Regions from separate parts of the Homo sapiens genome. Here region 1 is linked to region 2. A link is a contact called in ENCODE Hi-C or POLR2A ChIA-PET data. All regions are on one chromosome and are shown on one strand. Each heading gives the region's core, a stretch centred on a gene start or an enhancer-like site at or near the end of the contact. The rest is flanking DNA. Distances are from core to core; before and after follow the strand shown.

The links. A loop is a pair of places that touch in the nucleus more often than their neighbours do. ChIA-PET counts read pairs that join two places held with the same protein, here RNA polymerase II (POLR2A). Pooled maps may share reads with other maps.
Region 1: a pooled map shows a loop between it and region 2 (2.7-fold over the local background). The contact joins the promoter of SLC25A12 here to the enhancer-like site in region 2. A Hi-C loop is called at or near these places in 3 of 168 maps with a recorded cell type or tissue (naive thymus-derived CD4-positive, alpha-beta T cell, psoas muscle and sigmoid colon) and 6 of 50 pooled maps. POLR2A ChIA-PET finds 5 or more read pairs at or near these places in 4 of 52 experiments (GM12878, MCF 10A, Panc1 and 1 more).

The regions. Positions count from the first base shown.
Region 1 is chr2:171,891,631-171,895,757 of GRCh38, reverse strand. It overlaps SLC25A12 (solute carrier family 25 member 12), which reads left to right and starts at 1,514. Exons shown (of 18, transcript NM_003705.5): 1 at 1,514-1,555; 2 at 2,500-2,553. The coding sequence starts at 1,544. RefSeq lists enhancers at 735-1,301, 1,302-1,868 and a silencer at 1,272-1,591.
Region 2 is chr2:172,010,936-172,014,976 of GRCh38, reverse strand. The region is part of intron 1 of METAP1D (methionyl aminopeptidase type 1D, mitochondrial); the gene reads right to left. Among named protein-coding and RNA genes, the nearest start is that of METAP1D, 13 kb to the right of the region's middle. RefSeq lists an enhancer at 1,384-1,463. Within about 2 kb of position 1,781, at least 3 of the 41 ENCODE cell types and tissues checked have a DNase peak (open chromatin) inside an H3K27ac peak, as active enhancers do.

The DNA of each region.
Region 1 (4,127 bases), core at 265-2,764, 120 kb after region 2:
GTGTCATTTATCTAGTGTCTAATTATAAGTGGCTTGGGCGAAACCCCATAGCTACTAAAAATACAAAATTAGCCAGGCATGGTGGCGTGCACCTGTAATCCCAGCTACTTGGGAGGCTGAGGCAGGAGAATTGCTTGAACCCAGGAGGCAGAGGTTGCAGTGAGCCAAGATGGCGCCACTGCACTCCAGCCTGGGCGATAGAGCGAGACTCCGTCTCAAAAAATTAAAAATGAAAACATACACAGGGTCGGGCGCGGTGGCTCACGCCTGTAATCCCAGCACTTTGGGAAGCCGAGGTGGGCGGATCACCAGAGGTCAGAAGTTTGAGACAAACCTGGCCAACATAGTGAAACCCTGTCTCTACTAAAAATACAAAAAATTAACTGGGCATTGCGGCGGGTGCCTGTAATCCCAGCTACTCGGGAGGCCAAGGCAAGAGAATCTCTTGAACCTGGGAGGTGGACGTTGCAGTGAGTCAAGATGGTGCCACTGCACTCCAGCCTGGGCGACAGAGCGAGACTCAGTCTCAACACACACACACACAGACACACATACACACAATACACATGTGATTGGGGTTGTGGAGAAGCATTGACCATCTGTAAGCCCCTAGAGGGTGGGGGCTATAGGTTATTTGCGTTTTTTACAAGCAGGACCATGTCAGGCATATAATGGATGCCCATACATGTTTGAATCAATATGTAGCCTAATACAGTGATATTGGCAAGACGGGTTTAGAAACATTGTTTTGGTTCAAGATAGAGTTACTGCTTCTTCTACTTCTTAGGTAGGGCTAGAAATCGAATGGAGAATTACTTTCTGTTCATGTATGGGCAAGCGATTCATTGCCAGCCCTGTCAAAGACACATAGAGTTTTTTTTCTCATTGCACACAGGATTTGGGTGATTAGGAAAGTGGAGCGAGTCTACTAATAAACCGTTGTAATAGCACGCAAAGCAAAAATAAATTCAGCGTATTCGTCCCATGCCAATTTAGGAGCATATTTCTCAAATTATGTTTACGTAGGTTTTCCCTAGAGTGAGTGGTTCCCAATCTTGTTTTGTCGGTATTTGCCATCAGTTGTCATTAATTCATTGTTATTAATGGGAAGTGCTCTTTGATCCGTCGGAACCTTGCTCAGTATAGGCCCCAAATGTTCCTTTAAGCCTCGGGGAAAACGACTTTGGCTGGTCGGTGCCCAAAGCCACACCCACTAAGAGGCCTTAGGAAACCTGGGGCTTTCCTGGCGGCGACCTAGCTGTGGCAACCACGCGGCGCGTCGGGATCCCATGGGTCGCGCTTGTTTTCCCCGTGGGAGGCGCGTCCCCCTCCTCCGCCCGGCCGGCCGGCCCTGGACCAGCTGCCTTTCTGGCCGGGACGCCGGGCCCCTTTCCGCACGCGGCGCGCCCCGAGTTCATTTGCATAGGGACGCGCGCGGCGCCGGCGAGAGGGAGGGCGGGCGCGGCCGGGAAGACGGCGCGCGCGCGCCCTGACAGCTCGGCCCTGCTCGCTCACTCGCTCGTCCCCGGCTTCCGAGCACAGCATGGCGGTCAAGGTGACTCCAACTCTCTGCTGCTGCTTTTATTGCATAAGAGACATTCCGAGCGCCCTGCCTGCAGCCCCCCACTGCTTCCCATTTTATTCATTGTCTAGGTCTTAGATAGCTTGTCCTGGGGCTCCGGCTTGCTGCGGGGAGAGCTGTGCGGGGCTTGGACCGGAGGAGGGGATGCCCGGCTGGGGGAGGGGAAGGAGGAGGGATTGTGAGTTGAAGGGGCTTGTACGGTAACACGGGTCAGTGAAGGAAGAGTAATGTCCTGTCCTAGGTGCATGGGATTGTGAGTCCGGAGTTGGAGGGCATCAGAAAGGGTGTGGGAGGAAGTGGCAAGTAAAGCTGGGGATACCTAGGGTATCAGTGAATTGCGGTGGGGGAGGGAGTAAGTATTGAGTAATTTGGGGCCTCAATAAGGCCGAGGGCAGTGGTTGGCTTTTGCGTTGCAGATTGCAGGGTATGGAAAGTATTTGTATTTGTGGCAGCTCTCATATTTTAGGTTGGATGGGGAGAGGGACGCGGAGATAATTACATGTTGGGTTTGCTTTTTATGGAGAAAGGCTGCTAGGCCAAGTGATTAATTTGGGTGATTTAACTTTCCTGTTGATCTACTCTTGTTAGCTTCTTGATTTGAAGGTGGGTGGTTACTACTGTGTTGCTAGTAGATGTGGAATAAAGTAAAAGATCCTCATTGCCTTCCCTTTCCAGTCCAGAGGAAGCACTGTCCGATAGCTTTGCTGTATCTTAGGCTATTCGCACCTGTTTTTCTGCCCTCTAGTCACAGTTATCCAGTTTGACAGTTCTTATCAGCAATTAGGGCTTTTAGTTTGTTTTAAACTAAATGATAAAAGATAGGAGCATTGATTGTTAGCCATGTGACCTCTAATCTGAAGAGATTGTGTGGTCTCTAGTGAAGCATTAACTGGCTTTTTTTTCTTTTTTGCTTACAGGTGCAGACAACTAAGCGAGGGGATCCTCATGAGTTAAGAAACATATTTCTACAGGTAAATTGGCTTGCATAGTGTGCCTTTCATTGCAAAAACAAAAAACGTACATGTCCTTAGTCCTATTCATGCCTTAACTTTGAGGAATGTTCAGTTTTCATGTATTCTTTCAAACATGACCGGACAATATAGCTTATACTTCTCTTAATAAGGTTTGATTTAAGGCCTTCTTTTAATTAAGGGTCGATAAAAGGTTTTCCTCAAGTTACTGCTTTTTTTTTTACATGACTTAAGATATATATTTTGAAAAAAAATTTCCAGCTTAAGCACAGAGACCAAGATAAAATTTCAAAATGTATTGGCATTCTTGTATAGTTAATAGGTATGATGACTAAAATTCTCTTCCTTGAAAGTTGCATGTTTACAAAGTTTTCCTACTTATGAGCTATCCTCCATGTAATTTGTTACAGAGATAAGAATATTATAGCTATTCTTAATTTGTGTGTCTTACTTACATTGTATCCTTAAGCCTTGGGGATTTTACCCCAAAATGTTACCTCTTAAGATTCTTGCAATGGTCTACCTTAACTTCTAAGCTTTTAGAATCAGTGACTTGGCTGTAGACTTAAAAAGAAAAGAAAAAAGAAAAAAAAAAGGTTGGCTTAGTTTTTTGTTTTGCTTTCTTTTCTTAAATTTCAAAAGTTTCCTATGCAGGAAATTGTACTTAAGAAGTAGATGTAGGCCGGGCGCGGTGGCTCACGCCTGTAATTCCAGTATTTTGGGAGGCCGAGGCGGGTGGACCATGAGGTCAGGAGATCGAGACCATCCTGGCTAACACGGTGAAACCCCGTCTCTACTAAAAATACAAAAAATTAGCCGGGCGTGGTGGTGGGCGCCTGTAGTCCCAGCTACTCGGGAGGCTGAGGCAGGAGAATGGCGTTAACCCGGGAAGCGGAGCTTGCAGTGAGTCGAGATCGTGCCACTGCACTCCAGCCTGGGGACAGAGAGACACTGTCTCAAAAAAAAAAAAAAGTAGATGTAAAGGGAGGCAAGCTAAGGTGTTTCACCAAATATTGCATTTCTCTCTGAAATCTTTTGAGAACTTTCTATTCTGGACCTGGGTTCTTATGAAGACACTTTGACCTTGGGCAGGTCCCTGCTGTGTATTATTTTCCTCTGTGAAATGAGAGGTGATCTCCAAGGTTCCTTCCCATTCCAAAAGTCTATGAGTCTATTTTAGGAACAGATTCTAACATATGCTGATGAGCCTGGAATAGATGACATTTTTATTTGAGATATGTGGTTTGCTTAAGCTATTGTTGGGTAAGACGCTGCGTAGTTGAGCATACATATGTGTAGTTTATGAAAAATAATTTGTGAAAATGGGAATCTTAAAGGTCATAATATCTGATAAGGGAAGTATTTTTTTCCAGAACAGAAGTAATTATAATAACAGAAATGGTCCATTTATGACTTGAAACCTTTATTCCTTGCAGGCATTCTTGAAAATAGCCAAAAATATATCGGTATTCACCATACCATGTGATTATAGTCAATTGTTTTGTGAAGAGTTCATGTGATATAGTTAATTTTATGTTCTAGACTAAGTAGATGCGGAAGAAATGAGTTGAAAT
Region 2 (4,041 bases), core at 532-3,031:
ATGTGCTTTAAAAAGATGAAAAACTAGGCCAGCGCAGTGGCTGACGCCTGTAATCCCAGCACTTAGGGAGGCTGAGGTGGGCGGATTACAAGGTCAGGAGTTCGAGACCATCCTGGCTAACATGGTGAAACCCCATCTCTACTAAAACTAAAAAAAAATAGCCGGGTGTGCTGGCGGGCGCCTGTAGTCCCAGCTACTCGGGAGGCTGAGGCAGGAGAATTTCTTGAACCCGGGAGATGGAGGTTGCAGTGAGCCGAGATTGCACCACTGCACTCCAGCCTGGGCAACAGGGCCAGACTCTGATTCAAAAAAAGAAAAAAAGATGAAAAACTATCTGGATGTAAAAATTACCACATTGTAAAAAATAAGTGGCAAGATAGTCATCAAAACCAATACTGTCCAACTTCTTGGTCAGAACAGGCCACATTTTAAACAACCAACATGTCAGAAGCAGGCTATGCCTCTGAATCAAATGACTACACCTTTGGGACAACCTAAAATAATCCCAATGTAATGTAATATGCTAAGTATATATCTCTTTGTGTTTTTATAATAATAAATTTCTGACCAGGCACGGTGGCTCATGCCTGTAATCCCAGCACTTTGGGAGGCTGAAGCAGGCAAATCACCTGAGGTCAAGAGTGCAAGACCAGCCTGGCCAACATAGTGAAACCCTGTCTCTATTAAAAATACAAAAATTAGCCAGGCATGGTGGCAGGTGCCTGTAATCCCAGCTACTTGGGAAGGCTGAGGCAGGAGAATCGCTTGCACCCAGGAGGTGGAGGTTGCAGTGATCCTGCTACTGCACTCCAGCCTGGGTGACAGAGTGAGATTCCCTCTCAAAAAAAAAAGTAGTCCAGATGCAGTGGCTCACGCCTGTAATCCCAGCACTTTCAGAGGCCGAGGCAGGCAGATCACTTGAGGTCAGGAGTTCGAGATCAGCCTGGCCAATATGGTGAAACCCCGTCTCTACTAAAAAATACAAAAAATTAGCTGGGCATGGTGGTGCGCACCTGCAGTCCCAGCTACTCGGGAAGCTGAGCCAGGAGAATCGCTTGAACCCAGGAGGCGGAGGTTGCCCTGAGCCAAGATCACGCCACTGCACTCCAGCCTGGGTGACAGAGCAAGACTCTGTCTCAAAAAAAAAAAAAAAGAAAAAAAAAGTATAATGTTTCTTTGTTATAAATATATTTACAAATTGGAAAAAATGCTTCATCAGACTGTGTCTCCCAATGCTGTGCATGGTCACGTTCTGCCAAGCAAAGCTGTCATTTTGCTCTCTCTATTCTCTCACATGTGGCCTCTTTCACACGCAAATTTCCCTCCTTTGTTCCTCATTTCAGTGACCAGCATCTGCATACCCAAGCCCCTTTATGTCCTTGCCTACTTCTTCTCCCTGCCATCCTGTCTTTGTATACAGGCCTCACCACCCTAATATTGACATATTTATTTTCTCTCCCATGGATGTGATCCCCCTCTCTCCCACACTACTTCGCTCTCACTTTCATCTTCCCTCAGACTCCTGAGACCTGTCACCTTTCCTCTCCCTTCTCTAATAACTCCTGCCCCCGGTCCTAGTTCAGGGAAGAACTGTTAAGTCAAGAAATCTGCCAAGGTGGCTGAGGGGACAACTGGGGCAGATGCGTAGATGCTGGGCATGAGGACACCAGGTGGCCAGGCTGGGTTTCCCAGGCCTCTGAGGCAGGAGGGGGTGGACCTGAACTAAAAGATGGGGCCAACGAAGCCGGGGACAGAAGCCAAGTCCTGCTGCTCGACAGCCGGAGCGCACACACAAGCCACCCGGAAATGCTCTGTGGCCTGGATGGGCTCTGAGAGTTGCCAGTTGGACATACTGACCTAGACAAGCAATTAGCTGTGTTCAAGGTCTGCTGCACAGATCATATACTCTTGTAAACTAGGCTAAATCCCCTGTTAAGAGTTACTGATTTTTCTTCCCCTAAATTCTCCAGATTTACAGTCACAATAAGAATTGGAAAACAAATCAGACAAGGGAACTGAACATTTGACACATACCGAACATGAGACTTAATGTTCTTTTATGTACTTTTGGAAACAAACCAGGTATTCAGTGAACACTGGGAGATCTAGTAGGTATGTTTAATGAGAATTTGTACCGGGAAGGAATTTGAGATCAAGGTCAGGAATGATTAATATGCATGCAGGAAGTCATCAACATTTAAGCATAAGCAGTATGAATCTCATTAAATCTTCAATAGCTTCCTATTGCCTGAAGGAACTGGTGGCATTCTAATGATTAAAGCAGTAACATTAAGGTAGAAAACAACATTAGAAAATTAATCTGACCCTCATGAAACAAGCTACCCCAAAATACTAAGCCACAAAAACTGGCTTTGCGAGACTGTCTTCCGCAGCTGTGATTTTTCTTTAAAGTGCAGCATCTCCTTCCGTTAAGTTAGAAGGCTTTGGTAAAAGTGACCAGTGACAGAGGTGTTCAAGGGCTCTCTTTTTAAAATCTAGGTAATTGATACTCTCCCCCACGCTTCACCCCATGGTGAAGCCATCACGTTGCTATCTAGCTGTTTGTCCCGTCTCCCACTCACTAGCCCCAGAACAGCCTTCTCCTGCTGTGTCCCTCACTCGCTTTTCTGATTGCAGTGCCCCTGCGCTCGGGCGATGTCCTGAACAGCTGCTATGCACAGAGCATAAAGTAGGGGAGAGAGGACAGAAGACCACAGAGAGGAGTTGTCCTTTGAAATATCAATTCTTAAAGAGGTTGGTATTCAGGAGCATCAGCTAGTTTGAGGAGAATAAGGCCAGGGAGCTCTTTTCTCTCCTGACCTATTTCTATTTGATCTTAATCATAATCTTACTGACAGAGACAGGGTGTGTGGGACCCCACGTCCAGAATGATCACAATGCTGACTCAAAGGAAAAACAAGGTTGTGATAATATAGACTCTAAATGTGAAAGATAAAAGGGATGGCAAGAGTTAACTTTCATAAAGGAATATTTCAGTACTTAATAAACGTTGTCTTGTGGATGTGGTAATTTTACCACATCCTTACCAGTTTCTTTGCTTCCCTCTGCATCTAAACATAGCCTATTTCAAAACCAAAACAAAATATATGTCCGCAGAAAAACACATACACAAATATTCATAGTAGCATTATTCATAAGAACTAAAAAGTAGAAATGACCCAAATGTCCACAAACTGGTGAATGGATAAACAAAATGTGATATATCCATACAGTGGCATATTATACAGCAATAAACTGACACATGCCACAATAGGGATGAACCATGAAAACATCATGCTAAATGAAAGAAGCCAGTCACAAAAGACTGCATGTTGTATGATTCCATTATATGAAATGTCCAGGAGAGGCAAATCTATAGAAACAGAAAGATTAGGCCGGGCGCGGTGGCTCACGCCTGTAATCCCAGCACTTTGGGAGGCCAAGGCAGGAGGATCACGAGGTCAGGAGATCGAGACCAGCCTGGCTAACACAGTGAAACCCTGTCTCTACTAAAAATACAAAAAATTAGCTGGGCGTGGTGGCGGGCGCCTGTAGTCCCAGCTACTCTGGAGGCTGAGGCAGGAGAATGGCATGAACCTGGGATGCGGAGCTTGCAGTGAGCCGAGATCGCGCCACTGCACTCCAGCCTGGGCGACAGAGTGAGACTCCATCGCCAAAAAAAAAAAAAAAAGAAACAGAAAGATTAGTGGTTGCTTAAGGATGAGGGGATGGGCAGATTGGGGAGTGACTGCTAATGGGTAAGAGGTTTCTCTTTGGGGTGATAAAAATGTAAAACTGATTGTGGTGATGCTTGCACAACTCTTTGAATATACTAAAAAATCACTGAATTATACACCTTAAATAGGTGAACTGTATGGACTGTGAATTATATCTCAAAAAAGCTGTTAAGATTGAACAGACAGGCTGGGCGCGGTGGCTCACGCCTGTAATCCCAGCACTATGGGAGACTGAGGCAGGCAGATCACTTGAGGTCAGGAGTTTAAGAGACCAGCCTGGCCAACATGGTGAAACCCCACCTCT